Linked DNA regions of Homo sapiens: region 2 is linked to region 1. Evidence: read pairs that join two places in POLR2A ChIA-PET (ENCODE). Cell type or tissue: B cell. All regions are shown on one strand. Each heading gives the region's core, and the rest is flanking DNA. Links, peaks and the distances in the headings are about the cores only. Region 1 overlaps DUS2 (dihydrouridine synthase 2). Region 2 overlaps LCAT (lecithin-cholesterol acyltransferase).

The links. Peaks named below come from ENCODE experiments on the same cell type or tissue, not always from the same donor. Only the 100,000 strongest peaks of a DNase experiment are listed, where the experiment ranks them.
Region 2: POLR2A ChIA-PET joins it to region 1 with 10 read pairs; 19 of 35 experiments call an interaction of 5 or more read pairs at or near these places.

The regions. Positions count from the first base shown.
Region 1 is chr16:68,069,027-68,073,405 of GRCh38, forward strand. DUS2 (dihydrouridine synthase 2) reads left to right here. Exons shown (of 17, transcript NM_017803.5): 11 at 1,108-1,194; 12 at 1,914-2,082. Among named protein-coding and RNA genes, the nearest start is that of NFATC3, 14 kb to the right of the region's middle. In B cell, for the core only: no CTCF peak of the experiment used is centred there; DNase peaks (open chromatin) are centred at 1,555, 2,145 and 3,882; H3K4me3 peaks cover 592 bases; H3K27ac peaks cover 2,281 bases.
Region 2 is chr16:67,938,207-67,942,585 of GRCh38, forward strand. LCAT (lecithin-cholesterol acyltransferase) reads right to left here. Exons shown (of 6, transcript NM_000229.2): 5 at 4,157-4,379; 6 at 1,544-2,272. The coding sequence ends at 1,698. Among named protein-coding and RNA genes, the nearest start is that of PSMB10, 3.5 kb to the left of the region's middle. RefSeq lists enhancers at 1,578-2,187, 1,976-2,025, 4,113-4,162, 4,146-4,379. In B cell, for the core only: CTCF peaks have their summits at 4,069 and 4,268; DNase peaks (open chromatin) are centred at 2,055, 3,835 and 4,065; H3K27ac peaks cover 1,060 bases.

The DNA.
Region 1 (4,379 bases), core at 260-4,259:
CATTGGAGATGTAGGGAGACAGAGGTAGAGGCTAGGTTGACAGGGCCCTCGACCCTTTTGTTGAAGAGTATAGTAGAGGGGCCCGGGCGCGGTGGCTAACGCCTAGAATCCCACCACTTTAGGAGGCCGAGGCGGGTGGATCACATGAGGTCAGGAGTTCAAGACCAGCCTGACCAACATGGTAAAACCCTGTTTCTACTAAAAAAAATACAAAATTAGCTAGGCATGGTAGCTCATGCCTGTAATCCCAGCTACCTGGGAGGCTGAGGTAGAATTGCCTGAACCCAGGAGGTGGAGGTTGCAGTGAGCCGAGATTGCACCATTGCACTCCAGCCTGGGCAACAAGAATGAAACACCATATCAAAAATAAAAGAACAAGAGTATAGCAGAGGGGACATACTCAGACAAGAGCTGGACAAGGGCTATCTGGTCGACCGTCTTGCTTGCTTTGTTGCTGAGCACAGCTCAGGTCAGGCCTCACGTCAGCAGCCCTAAAACTCATGCACAAGAACTTGCAGTTGACTTTGGAAGGAGGGGCCCCAGGTTGTGGTCCTGCCTCCCTTGTGCCGTGGTGTGGCAGCCATGGTCCGTGCCTTTCCTGGGTGCGGGGCCTACCCTGTGTCAGGTGCCTCTCCCTAGGATCAGCTGTGCAACTTGGCTTTGGCATTGGCAGCTGTGTGGGAGTGGCCAGTCTGAGCAGCAGCAGCTGTTCCCAGTCCCTTGGAGAGGGCAGGACTGGGACAGTAGGGGCAGCACTCTTATGGCCCTGTCCCTCATCTCTGGCAGAGGCAAAAGGAAGCTAGGGAAAAGCAACATGACCTTGGGAGCCAGGCCACCCACCATGCCCCCCTGCAGCCAGGCCTCCCCTGCAGGCCTCCAAGAGCTGGACTTGCCGTCTCAGCATGGATCTGTGCTGCCCCTGCCCCTCACAGTTCTCCAGAGGGCAGGGAGAGCCATTTCCTGCCACCTGTCCTTGATTGCCATATGGCCACCTGACCTTCCTGAGGTTCAGTGGGGAGGACAGTAAGGTTTGGCTGAGGTAACCCTGTGTGAGTGGTGTCGTGGCTTTTGGTGCTTAGCCCTCAGCCCCATCTTTCTATCTCCAAGGAAGCGGGAGGAGCGACCTCAGCATCCTGTCAGCTGTGAAGTCATCAAAGCCATTGCTGATACCCTCTCCATTCCTGTCATAGCCAAGTAAGCCTCCTGTCTTCATCATGTACTCTGTGTCCCACAGAGCTAAGGGCTGGGTGGTAGCCAGGCCCAGCCTTCCCTAGAGTGAAAAGTTTTAGGGGTGGCTTGAAAAGGGCAGGGCTTTCCACAAGACCCCAGACCTGTTCCTTCTGCTGCCACCTGAGACCCTCCCCTCTGCATGCCTGTCTCAGGACTGAGGCTGCCGACTGACTCCTGATGAAATGTACAGAGACAGAGCAGGGGGTCCTTGGAGCAGCAGGCTGCAGGGAGGGGAAAGTATGACCTAACTGGGCCTCCTTCCTTCCTCTTGTCATCACTAGGGTGTCTGTTCCTCTCGCCAGGGTTTTGACTTAGCCCTCAGTGAACATATAAGTGGCCCATTCAGCTTGGGGGTTTTCCTGTAGCCCCAGTAGCCCAGTTATGGACCCATGTCTCCAGATGTGGGCTGGCTGTAGCCACTGTTTTAGATTAGGGGCAAGGAAAGTAAATTTCCTGGATTACCTATTAAGTGCCAGGCACTCTACATGTATTATCTCAGTTAGTGCTCCTAACTTCATAATGGGATATGGATTCTAATATCCACTTTACTGAAGCTCTGATAGCTGAAGGGACTTGGCCAAATTCACATTGTTAATCAGTGGCAGATCTGAGAGCTGACTTTTTCTGAAAATGCTGATAGGTTCCGTGATGGGGACACCCCTAACCCTCTGGTTGCTTTTTAGCGGAGGATCTCATGACCACATCCAACAGTATTCGGACATAGAGGACTTTCGACAAGCCACGGCAGCCTCTTCCGTGATGGTGGCCCGAGCAGCCATGTGGAACCCATCTATCTTCCTCAAGGAGGGTCTGCGGCCCCTGGAGGAGGTCATGCAGAAATACATCAGATACGTACGTCTCTGTACTTTTTCAAAACAAGCATTTCTCACTGTCTACCACACTCCTGCAGAGAGCACTTTGTGTGAGCCCCCAGCTGCCAGCTGTGCTTGCTGTTCCTCTCCTTTTCTTTTTAGCTCATGTAGTGTAGCTGCACTAGCTCACTGCTTTATTCGGTCTCCCCAGCTGCAATGCTAAGAGAGGATGCTGGGGGGCATACCCCTACCATCTCCTAAAGCTTCCAGAGGTTTGCAGGTCATAGCAAGAACCTTCTAGATCCAGGATGCTGTTGGAACCCCGAACACATGATATATATCTTTCTTTTTCTCACACGCTGCACATACAGAGGCATATGCACGTGGACTGTGGGTTCTGCATCATCAAAGGCATATGTGCCTATAGGTTGGCTCAGGAGCAGCCACAGCCAAGAGGAGCAATTGAGAAATTTCTCACCTGATTTGACTCATCAGTCGAAATAATTTCTAAAACTTTTCTCTTGCTAATTCCAGAATGCTTTAAGCATAACCCTCTACTTAGGGAATAGCTTTTTTTTTTTTTTTTTGAGATGGGGTCTTGCTCTGTTGCCCAGGTGTGAGCATAGTGGCATAATCATGACTCACTGCAGTCTTGACCTCCTGGGCTCAAGTGATCCTCCTGCTTCAGCCTCCCAAGTAGTTGGGACTACAGGCATGTGCCACAACACTCAGCTAATTTTTTATTTTTTTAATAGAGATGAGGTCTCCCTATGTTGCCCAGGCTGGGAATGGCCTTTTCTAAACCAGTTTCTTCTCATTGAGAGGTTGATGGTAGTGCCAAGGGCATATCCCTATAAAAGAAAATGAAGAGTTCACTTGCCTTATCTCTTTGGCACAACCCTGGAACTCTGTGGGACTCTGATCAGCTGCACATGTCTGCAGGGAGAGACAGTGAGTGGTCCTCAAATTCTTCAGTGAATTGGGTCTGAACAGAGGGTGCAGTCTTTGCCCAGAGCAGAGTTCCACCCTCCTCTTCAGTCCTAGGGTTCATACCTGCCTAGGAGTGCCTGTGGCTGCCATGGTATGTGAGTGTTTCCATGGCTGTGCAAGCTAGGATGGTAAGATGCCCTGAGGTCTGCGTCCAGAGCTGGGCAGCCTTTGTCCTATTTCCTGTTCAATGCTGCAGCCCTCACTCCCTGGTTCTGGTGTCCTGCTGGGCAAGTTGGTGACCACCAGCTCTCCAATGGTCTGGGATAGCTCCATGGCAAGGGAGGGCTTGCCCCAGCCCAGGTCAGCTATCCAGCTTTTTGGCCAGCTGGCAAGTCTGGCCAAGAAGACGTGCTGAACAGTGCTGAGCTTGCTCACTGGGTGAAAGGTGATATTATCATTCCTGCTGAGCCATCTCTTGGCAGCTCCTCAAGAGGGTGTGCTATCACAGAGAAAGGGAGCGGCTTTCAAGCATAGGCAGGGCTGCTTCTGGTCCAGCCAGGTGCCTTCTTCCCAGACAAGCTGAGTCAAGGACTTGCCACCAGCCGGGGCGCCCCGACTTACTTCCCACTTTGTCCTGAGCGTGCCGTGGCACTTTCCCAGCCACTGAAGTCATAGGCCCACGTGGAGTTACTAGAGCAGCATAGGGGGTGGGGGATGGGAGGGTGTCCTGGAGGGCTGGGGAAGGCCACCTTCACCCAATACTGCTCTCCTGCCCTACCTCTAGCCAGCCGACTTCCACTGGGTGTCCCAGGCAGTCAGTCATCTTGCCTCCCTGAGCCTTCATTTCACGGTCTGTGGAGTGATGGTGACAGTTGCACCTCACACTTGTATAGATAAATGTAGTCATGAGTAACCCATGTGAACTAAATGATGCTGTGTTTTACCCACGTAGGGGGAAGTTAGAGGCTATTCAAGATGTGGGAAGGGAAGGTGCCCATTCTGGTTAGAAGGAATAGAAGAATCTCACCCCTTTCCTGGCACTGGACCTGCCATGCCAGAATTTGGTGTGTTTCCCCTCCCTTCCCTGGAAGATACTTGGCAGTAGGTCCTCTGTGGTGGCTGAAGCAGGAAGGGGCTCCCGCACTTCGAGACCTCAGTCAGGCTGTCCAGGAGAATGTGTTTCTGACCGTGGTCCTTGGCTGTGACCCTCAAGCTTTGTACCACTAGCTGGAAGAGTAGATGACCAAGGTCGAAGTGGCTTTTTAATTTATTTTTATTTTTATTTTTAATTTTAGATAGGGTCTCAGTCTGTTGCCCAGGCTGGAGTGCAGTGGCATGATCATAGCTCACTACAGCCACAACTCCTGGGTGCAAGCAATCCTCTTGCCTTAGCCTCCCTAGTAGCTA
Region 2 (4,379 bases), core at 380-4,379, 130 kb before region 1:
CCCAGGTTCAAGCAATCCTCCCACCTCAGCCTGCCTAGTAGATTTGACTACAGCTGTGGCTACACCTGGCTAATTTAAAAATAAATTTTTTTTTTTGAGACGGAGTTTTGCTCTTGTTGCCCAGGCTGGAGTGCAATAGTGTGATCTTGGCTCACCGCAACGTCCACCTCCCAGGTTCAAACAATTCTCCTGCCTCAGCCTCCCGAGTAGCTGGGATTACAGGCATGCGCCACCATGCCCGGCTAATTTTGTATTTTTAGTAGAGACGGGGTTTCTCCATGTTGGTCAGGGTGGTCTCAAACTTCTGACCTCAAGTGATCCGCCCACCTCGGCCTCCCAGAGTGCTGGGATTACAGGCATGAGCCACCGCACCAGGCTAATTTTTAAAATTTTTGTAGAGATGAGGTCTCACTATATTGCCCAGGCTTGTCTCGAACTCCTGGGCTCAATCAAGTCAAACCCAAGTCTTTTTTTTTTTTTGAGACGGAGTCTCGCTCTGTCGCCCAGGCCGGACTGCGGACTGCAGTGGCGCAATCTCGGCTCACTGCAAGCTCCGCTTCCCGGGTTCACGCCATTCTCCTGCCTCAGCCTCCCGAGTAGCTGGGACCACAGGCGCCCGCCACCGCGCCCGGCTAATTTTCTGTATTTTTAGTAGAGACGGGGTTTCACCTTGTTAGCCAGGATGGTCTCGATCTCCTGACCTCATGATCCACCCGCCTCGGCCTCCCAAAGTGCTGGGATTACAGGCGTGAGCCACCGCGCCCGGCCGAACCCAAGTCTTTACAGTGGTCCATTACTCTTCTTGTCACTCTGACCTCAGTGTAGGCACTGCCTCCTCTGGGAAGTCTTTGCTGACCTGAAAGGCTCAGCCTCTTGTGCTTCCTAAGCTTTTCTCAGAGCATTTAGCTTCATTAGTAATTAAACTTCCATTAGTGAAATGATCTGATTAATGGTTGTCACTCCCAGATTTTAATTCTAACTTTTTTTTTTTTTTTTTTTTTTGAGACCCAGTCTCTTTTTTTTTGAGACAGTCTCATTCTGCCGCCCAGTCTGGAGTGCAACGACGTGATCTCGGCTCACAGTGACCTCCACCTCCCAGGTTCAAATGATTCTCGTGCCTCAGCCTCCTGAGTAGCTGGGACGACAGATGCATGCCACCACGCCTGGCAAATATTTTGTATTTTAGTAGAGACGGGGGTTTCTGCCATGTTGGCCTGGCTGGTCTCAAACTCCTGAGTTCAGGTGATCCGCCTGCCTCGGTCTCCCAAAGTGCCAGGATTACAGGCGTGAGCCACCGTGCCCGGCCTCTAAACACTTGTGGCCCTGTCATTCACCCAGCACTCAAAAGGTCGTCTCACCTGCCCTTTTGGGAGCTGGGAGAGACAGCTCAAATTGTCACCGCCCCCCCACCGCCCCGTGCTCCTCTGACAGGGCTGTGGGTGGAGCCAGCTCCAGTCCCCGCGCCCAGCACAGAGGCAGGCACGGTGCACACTGCCTCAACAGCTCGACCAGGAGAGTGGGCAGCTGTACATCTAGGGTGCCCAGCTCAGTCCCAGGCCTCAGCAGAGCCCATCTTGCCTCACTGCACACAGCACTGAGCCTGTGGCTGGTGAGGAGTGAAACCTAGTGTGGGACTCTAGTGCCTCCCTTCAACCTGAAACATAGCCATCAGGGCTTACGGTAGCAAAGGAAGGTCTTTATTCAGGAGGCGGGGGCTCTGGGCTGGCAGTCGGGGATGCAGGGGGACCCTGGCGGTAGGCACCCAGCAGGATGGCATTGATGTGCTCCAGGGTCAGGTTGCTGAAGACCATGTTGAGATGCTGTATCCCGTGCAGGGGCAGCAGGTGCACAGGCTGTGGCTGGCGGCCCTGCCACAGGCCACAGAGCTCGGTGCTGCGGGTCGCCACCGTGTCATCACCATCCTCATAGAGCACACCCACAGGGTCCGTGTAGGGGAAGCCGTGGTCGTAGATGTAGGTGCGGGGCGTGGGCAGGCCCACGCCGTAAAGACAGTATACTTCCACACCAGGTGCTGGGAGTCCTGCCAGGAGGTCACGTGACTGCAGCCACATGTACCAGCCTTCCTCAAAGTGCAGGTCTGCAAAGAAGCGTTGGAAGTCACGGCCTGTGTAGTTGAAGCTGGGTGTGGAAATGAACACGTGGTCCTCAGGCCACGCCATGCGAGAGGGAAACATCCAGGGGGAGGTGGTGGTTATGCGCTGCTCCTCTTTCAGCTTGATGCTGGACATGATGGGGATGCCCTGGTTGTCACCTGTGGATATGGAGCAAGGTGGGACAGGGAGCCAGGCCTGGCTACCCCTGGCCCACAACCTGCTGAGTGTAGGCTCAGCCAGATGCTCAATCTTGTCCCTGCCCAATCTAGACACAGACTCTAAGCCACAGGCTTGAGCAGGCCTGATATTCAATGATGCTCAGTGTCAGCTTACTCAATGAGAAGCCCTGATAAGACCTCTGTTGGGTGGAGCTGTAGGGCTTCAAAAGGATGGCAGGGACAGGCACCATGGCTCACCCCTGTAATCCCAACACTTTGGGAGGCTGAGGCAGGAGGATCACTTGAGGCCAGGAGTCCGTGACCAGACTAGGCAATGCAGTGAGACCCTGTCTCTACAAAAAAAAAAAAAAAAAAAATCAGCTGGGCTTAGTGGAGTGCACCTCTAGTCCTAGCTACTCAGGAGGCAAAGGCAGGAAGATTGCTTGAGCCTAGGAATTTGAGGTTACAGTAAACTATGATCGCACCACTGCACTGTAGCCTGGGTGACACAGTGAGATTCCAGCTTAAAAAATAAATAAATAGGGCCGGGTACGGTGGCTCACACCTGTAATCCTAGCACTTTGGGAGGCCGAGGCAGGCAGATGACTTAAGGTCAGGAGTTCGAGACCAGCCTGGCCAACATGGGGAAACCTAATCTCTACTAAAAATATAAAAATTAGCCAGGCGTGGTGGCACATGCCTGTGATCCTAGCTACTAGGGAGGCTGAGGCAGAAGAATCACTTGAACTGGGGAGATGGAGGTTGCAGTGAGTGGAGATTGCACTACTGCACTCCAGCCTGGGAAACAGAGCGAGACTCCATCTCAAAATACATAAATAAACAAATAAACATTTTTTAAAAGGCCCAGCACAGTAGCTCACGCCTGTAATCCCAGCACTTCGGGAGGCTGAGGCAGGAAGATCACTTAAGGTGAAGAGTTTGAGACCAGCCTGGGCAACATAGCAAGACCTCATCTCTACTAAAAAACAAAAATAAATTAGGTGTGGTGTTGTGTGCCTATAGTCTCAGCTAACCAGGAGGCTGAGGCAGGAGGATTGCTTGGGCCAGGGAGATTGAGACTGCGGCTATGATCACGCCACTGCACTCCAGCCTGGGCGACAGAATGACCCTGTCTGAAAAAGAAAAAAAAAAGTAGGCGGGGCTTCCTGAGGACCAGGGTGTGTGGGGATGGTGGGTGAGGCCCAGGATGTGTGGGGATGGTGGGGGCGGTGCTGGCTGTCCTCCCTCGGGCATGTGTCTTTCTGCTCCTTGTGTGGCTTATGCAGCAATGGGGGCCACAGAGTTGTGCTCCAGAAAGGGGGAAACAAGATGGTGTCTGTTTGATGTTTATTGGTGGTGTCTGATGAGCGTTTCTCTTGTCCAGACTGTGTTTCTCTCTCCAGACCAGCTCCCAGGGTACAGGGGGTGGGGAGTAGGTGGTAGCTGTGTCAGTGCTGGGCCCTGGTGCCACTCCCTAGGGAAGAGCAGGTGGGGCCTCGGGGGGTCTGGCCCTAGCTCTGGCAGATCCATCCTCAGTGAAGCACATCCCTGGGCAAAGGCACTCCTGCGAGCAAGTGGAAGGCAGGCAAGGGCTGGGCAGGCAGGCTCTGGGGCTACAAGAACAAACCCTGGGAGCAGATAGCTGGGATTCACTTTCTGTGTTCACTGCCCCTTTGCCATCACTGACACAGACTCTGGAAGGAGCCACCCTAATTGCTCAGGCCAGGGTCACTGCTCTGGGGGCCAGTGACAGCAAGCATGCCAGCCCAGGAGTGGTAGATAGCACCCCTAGAGGCCACTGTGAGCAGGAGCCGCAATGAAGGCAGGCCCAGGATCAGCTTGGTCTCACCCATCGCTGGACCTAAGTGTTCGAGGCCTTCTCACCTGAGGCCAAGACCAGCATGGGCTTGATGGAGCCACCCCAGGGAGCCCCAAGAGAGATGAAGCCATCAATAAAGCGGTCCTTCCAGGCCTGGGGCTGGCGCAGCAGGAAATAGAGCAAGTGTAGACAGCCGAGGCTGTGGCCAATGAGGAAGACAGGCTTCCCATAGGCAGCGTGCATCTCCTCCACCAGCCCTGCGAGCTTGCGGTAGTACTCCTCCTGCTG